Regions from separate parts of the Homo sapiens genome. Here region 2 is linked to region 1. Evidence: chromatin loops called from intact Hi-C (ENCODE). Cell type or tissue: B cell. All regions are shown on one strand. Each heading gives the region's core, and the rest is flanking DNA. Links, peaks and the distances in the headings are about the cores only.

Evidence for each region. Peaks named below come from ENCODE experiments on the same cell type or tissue, not always from the same donor. Only the 100,000 strongest peaks of a DNase experiment are listed, where the experiment ranks them.
Region 2: it touches region 1 in a loop (7-fold over the local background); 2 of 110 quality-filtered maps call a loop at or near these places.

The regions. Positions count from the first base shown.
Region 1 is chr15:51,730,477-51,733,276 of GRCh38, forward strand. All of the region lies in intron 1 of LYSMD2 (LysM domain containing 2), which reads right to left. Among named protein-coding and RNA genes, the nearest start is that of LYSMD2, 5.8 kb to the right of the region's middle. In B cell, for the core only: no CTCF peak of the experiment used is centred there; a DNase peak (open chromatin) is centred at 1,405; H3K4me3 peaks cover 2,410 bases; H3K27ac peaks cover 2,500 bases.
Region 2 is chr15:52,226,315-52,229,114 of GRCh38, forward strand. The region is part of intron 25 of MYO5C (myosin VC); the gene reads right to left. It overlaps LOC105370820 (a long non-coding RNA gene), which reads left to right. Exons shown (of 4, transcript XR_007064638.1): 3 at 184-302. Among named protein-coding and RNA genes, the nearest start is that of GNB5, 36 kb to the left of the region's middle. RefSeq lists a silencer at 2,708-2,800. In B cell, for the core only: CTCF peaks have their summits at 1,273 (motif pointing left) and 1,480; a DNase peak (open chromatin) is centred at 1,277; H3K27ac peaks cover 1,877 bases.

The DNA of each region.
Region 1 (2,800 bases), core at 23-2,522:
CTGCGCTCCAGGTCAGGTGACAGAGCAAGACCCTGTCTCAAAAAAAATTTTTTTTAATAAAATAAAATACAATGATTCCCCTGTGAAGGGAATTCACAAAGCATCCCTCCAGAAGATACCTTAAGAGCAGGCTGCTGAGTAAGGTCAAGAACTCTTCCCATCTTGGGCCAGCATCATCAGTCCACCTACCTAATAGTGAATGCAATTCTCAAAACTTCTTTTTCTTCCTCTCCATTCCTTAAAAGATATAAGCTCATCCAAAAATGTTTCAGGATACATAATAACATGTACATAGCACTGTGTGGCTTGCAGAATGTTCTCATATACGCACACAGCTCTCATCTGATTATTAGTTTACAGAAAACAGACTTCAATATTAAATGATTCTCCCAAGATTCACCGCCACATCTGTCTCCTGTTACATTCTAGATGTTGATGGCAATGAGACCAGACCCCTCCATTGCTATGTGTTCATGAGAAAAAGGCTTTTTTTCTTCCCCACACTGTCAGAAAAGTACATGAGATTCTATTTATGGCAAATGTCCAAAAAAGGCAAATCTATAGATTAGAAAGCATATTGGTGGTAGTCTGAGACTGAAGAAGGAAACAAAGAGTGAGAGGAATGGATGGGCATGGGGATCTTTTCGGGGTGATGAAACTGTTCTACCACTGAATTCCAACAATGGCCTCACAACTCTGTAAATTTACTTAAAGTCATCGAATCGTACACTTAAGATGGGTGAATTTTGTGGTGTACAACCTCAATAAAGGTGTTTAAAAAAATAATGAGAATCTACAAACACCCCGAATGACTAAAGGCTACTTTGCCATACCTCTCACTTTTGGTGGCTCTATTTATAGTTATCTTCTCTTTAACTAGCAAGGGTCAGCAATCTCCACCAGCAGCAGGGGTTAAAGTTATGAACACTAAAGATTTACATGCACCTGAGTTTCTAAATCACAATGTTTATTCCCCCAAAAATGACAATCATTTCACCTTTTCTCAGCAAGGTAACTTTCGTTAGCGGAAATGTTAAGCAACAACTTGGCTTAGCAGCTAATTGGCAGAGGAAGAGAAAATCCTGGGAATAAAACTGGCTAGGAAGTAACTGAGGGTACTGCGGGGTGAGGTGGCCTCTGGAGAGGGAAAAAGACAGGCAAGCTGCCTGGAGGAAGCAAAGAGAAAAAAGAAAAAGTTTATGCAAATCATAGGTCCACCTGGCTGCCTCCTTTCCACTTTCAGTTTCTATATGGCTCTCTGGAGGTTTCTCCAGGGTTTCTGCACAAAAATTCACGGTGGCAGCCTAGAGCTGGTCAATTTCCTCCAGAGGCTTGACTCTAACTGAGAGGAGCCAGGATCACTGAAAAAGCAATAGCTAAATCTAGAATACAGGGTTAGGGAAGGAATCTTAATGTCTCAGTGGAGATAAACACACCCAGGGGAATGCCAGGCCAAGCAAGTTTACGTCTGAGGTTTGAACTATATTTAACGGTTACTCAACCCACCCCAAGTAGTTTCAGTTTCCCAGACCCACTTCCTCAAATGCCTCTTCCTCTGGTAGAGCTGCTCAAGCCTAAACTTATATGTCATTCCATGTAAAGACCCACTGCTGGTGGAGGGGAGGAGATGAACACTGAGCACCAGCAAGGGCAGCAGTCTTTTACAGATTTGAGAATGAGCCTCAAACCAAATCTTGCAGTTCAAGTCTTCAGCAGGCCACACCTCTTCACTCAGCCCCTGCCCTGGATCCTGACTTCCAGGGTCCGCTCAGCTCCATGGCTAGCTACTTCATACCAGTCAAGCTTTCCTGTGGCTGAAGTCCACATGTATGCGGAGAACTCACAACATGCCAGGCTCCAGGCTAGCCACAGAAGATACAAACATCAATGAAACAAATTCTCTGGCTTCTCAAGTAGCTAGAAACTACTAGAAAGCAGTAGCTGAAAAACTCACCATGAATAAAAAGAGAACAACATGTATTACCTTCTAGCCCCAGCATCTAGCCCAAGGCCTCAAACCAACCAGACTCAATAGAAGTTGGTTAAGAAAATAATGAATGCCAGTTTTTAATGGCTATTAATGGCTAAAAAGGTGATGGTAGGAAAGAGTCATAATGATCTTTCCTAAGTCACTAGCAGAAGAACTTGGGTCCATCAGGTGTCAGGCCTAGCCAGCTTCTTGAAACTCCAGATTCTTCTTTCCCATCCCCAGGATGCCCAGGCCCATCTCTAGGGGAGAGATATTCAAACTAAACAGTAAACAAACAAGCAGAACATTTACAGCATATCAGCAAATCATCCAGACCCCAGCCACATCTCACCACCTCCTTCCTTCTCTACTGCTTTGGTCCCAGCTGCTATCCTCTCCCACCTGCATTACTGCAAAAGCCACCATCTTATCTGGTTTCCTTGCTTGGTACTAGCTTCCCTACAAACTATTTTTAAAGCAGCAGCCAGAGTGATCGTTTTAATACACAAGTCAGATTATGTCACTCTTCGGCTCAAACCCCTTAAATGCATCCCAACTCAGAGAAAAAGACAAAGCCCTTACAATGGTCTTCAAGGTCCAAAGTGATCTAGTCCAACTATACCCCACTGCATTCTAAGCACCAGCCACAGTACTCCTGGAAGGTGCCAATTATGTTCTCACCTCAAGGCCTTTGCACCACTGGTTATTCCTTCTGCCTGGAATGTTCTTCACCAGATATCTGCACAGCTCCCTCCCTTACCTCCTTCTCAGCAAGGTCTTCCCTGGCCACACCATTTTAAATTCCAGCCATCTCCACGAGCCCTCCCCAAC
Region 2 (2,800 bases), core at 91-2,590, 500 kb after region 1:
TGGGAAGGAGGTGGCCTGGGCAGCTCTGGTTGTGGGGAAGAGGCAGTATTCTGCCTTTATTCTCCCTTGTGAGCTCAGCTTGAATAAGAATCACAGGTCTGTGCTTTTGCTTTGTATCTGAGGGAGATATAAGGACTTTCAGGGACAGCAGAGGTGAATAAACTCTCCTTGATATTTTTTCAGTTACCCTGAGTATTTAAGGGCTCCAGCCCCTGTTTCTACAGAGAGTAAGCAGGAGAATCAAACTGATATGTGCTGAGCACTTTACCTAGAAGACCTAATCCTCCTAACAGGCCTATGAGGTAAGTAGAGTGATCTTTTCTCAATTAGCAAACAGCAGCTACATTTAACTGAAGGCTGACTGGCACGTTCAGGGTCACATGCCAGGTTTATGGGGGACTCAGGACTATCCAAATCCTGAAGGCCATGCTTTTCTTTGTAATGTTTCAGTAAATGTTCCAAGTCAGATTTGCATTTACTTAGGCTTTTAAGACTGACTATAACACATATAACTTGATGATCATGAGTTATTTTCTTTGAAAACCAGAGTAGGCTGGGCACGGTGGCTCACGCCTGTAATCTCAGCACTTTGGGAGGCTAGTGCGGGTGGATCACCTGAGGTCAGGACTTCAGGACCAGCCTGGCCAACATGGTGAAACCCTGTCTCTACTAAAAATACAAAAAAAAATTAGCCAGGTGTGGTGGCAGATGCCTGTAATCCCAGCTACCTGGGAGGCTGAGGCATGAGAATCGCTTGAACCTGGGAGGCAGGTTGCAGTGAGCCAAGATGGTGCCATTGCACTCCAGCCTGGGTGACAAGAGCAAAACTCTGTCTCAAAAAAAACCCAAAAAACAAAACACAAAAACCCAGAGTAATTTTTTTTTTTTTTTTTTTGTTGAGACGGAGTCTCACTCTGTCACCCAGGCTGGAGTTCAGTGGTGCAATCTCGGCTCACTGCAACCTCCACCTCCCAGGTTCAAGCGACCCTCCTGCCTCAGCCTCCCGAGTAGCTGGGACTACAGGTGTGTGCTACCTCGCCCGGCTAATTTTTTTTTTTTTTTCTAGTAGAGATGGGGTTTCACCGTGTTAACTAGGATGGTCTTGATCTCCTGACCTCGTGATCCGCCCACCTCAGTCTCCCAAAGTGCTGGGATTACAGGCCTGAGCCACCGTGCCCAGCCCCAAGTAATCTTAATGGATCACATTGGAGAGTGAACCAGTCTTAGCTACCAAAGAGGAAGTGAGTGACACCTACTGGTACCTCTCTGCAAGCGCAGTCTCACAAGTTCCTACATTTAAGATACAGACCTCAGACCTCAGCCAGATGACAGGACTCCCACAGACTGACTGACATCAGGCTCATGTGGCTGCTAAGAGTGAAGCAGTCACAGGAATGAAAGTGACCCTTCCTGATCATGTGGTCTGACCTCCTACTTTTAAACAATAGGGGACGGGGCCCAGAAAAGACAGACACTTCAGTTGTGGAATTCAGTGGCCACCCGGATGCAATTCCAAAAGCTCTTCTAAACCACGCATGGCTAGTTCATGACAATTACAGAGACTATTTCCATAATCCTACAAATACTCTACTAATATGTATTTCACATATTTAGTAGAAGCTTAAAAGCTTTCCAACTTAATGATGAAATGTCTTACATTTAAGAACGTAGGTACACTCAGGTTTAACTTTTCTGGTAGGGAAACAATTCACTTAAGCCTTGATTGTCCAAGCATGGATCATTACTTCATCCATTCATTCATTTTTCTCTAGAGCATTTTATTAAATTGCCCAGGAATATTTATATATTTTTAATGATAGATACAGGTAACAATTTTTTTTTTTTTTGAGACGGAGTCTCGGTCTGTCACCCAGGCTGGAGTGCAGTGGCGCGATCTCGGCTCACTGCAACCTCCGCCTCCCAGGTTCAAGCAATTCTCCTGCCTCAGCCTCCTGAGTAGCTGGGATTACAGGCACCTGCCACCACGCCCAGCCAATTTTTGTATTTTTAGTAGAGACAGGGTTTCACCATGTTGGTCAGGCTGGTCTAGAACCCCTGACCTCATGATCCACCTGCCTTGGCCTCCCAAAGTGCTGGGATTACAGGCCTGAGCCACCGTGCCCGGCAGGTAACAATATTTTTATATATCATTATGCAGTTTTAAAAATTCTATGTGATTTTTCCTTCTCAGCTTTATAAAAATTTACTTAAAAATTTCTACCATTGAAAATTTATAGCTTTATTGATGTTATAATTTATGAATATATTGTGGAATAATTCAAGCTGATTAACATGTTATCACCTCAAATACTTGTCATTTTTTGTGGTGAGAACATTTAAGATTTACTCATAGCAATTTTGAATGTACAATATGCTCTTATTAACTACATTCACCACACTGTGCATTGGATAATTGTTTTAGTAAATTTTCTAATAACAGTTTAAATGAAAGATTTTGATAATAAGGTAACTTAACTTTAATGCAGGTGTTTATAGATTTATAGTGATGGATTATATAATAAGGATTCACCTCAATTTACAGTCTAATTTGGGAGTATTCTCTACATCGACATATTTAAATAACTTTACATAAATGTAATTTCAAAAAAGTTAGAAAGTTGACTTTTAAAATATGGAATACAATGATTGCTAAATCAAAGGCAGCCTGGAGGTGCACAGTTGGAAGGACTGAAGGAATCAGGCTCCAGTTGCCTGTGGCCTTTACACAGATGCTTTTAGCTGTCTAATCTGTGGGAACTTGGAATTGCAATCAAATGACGTAACCAGAGGGCGGGGCTGA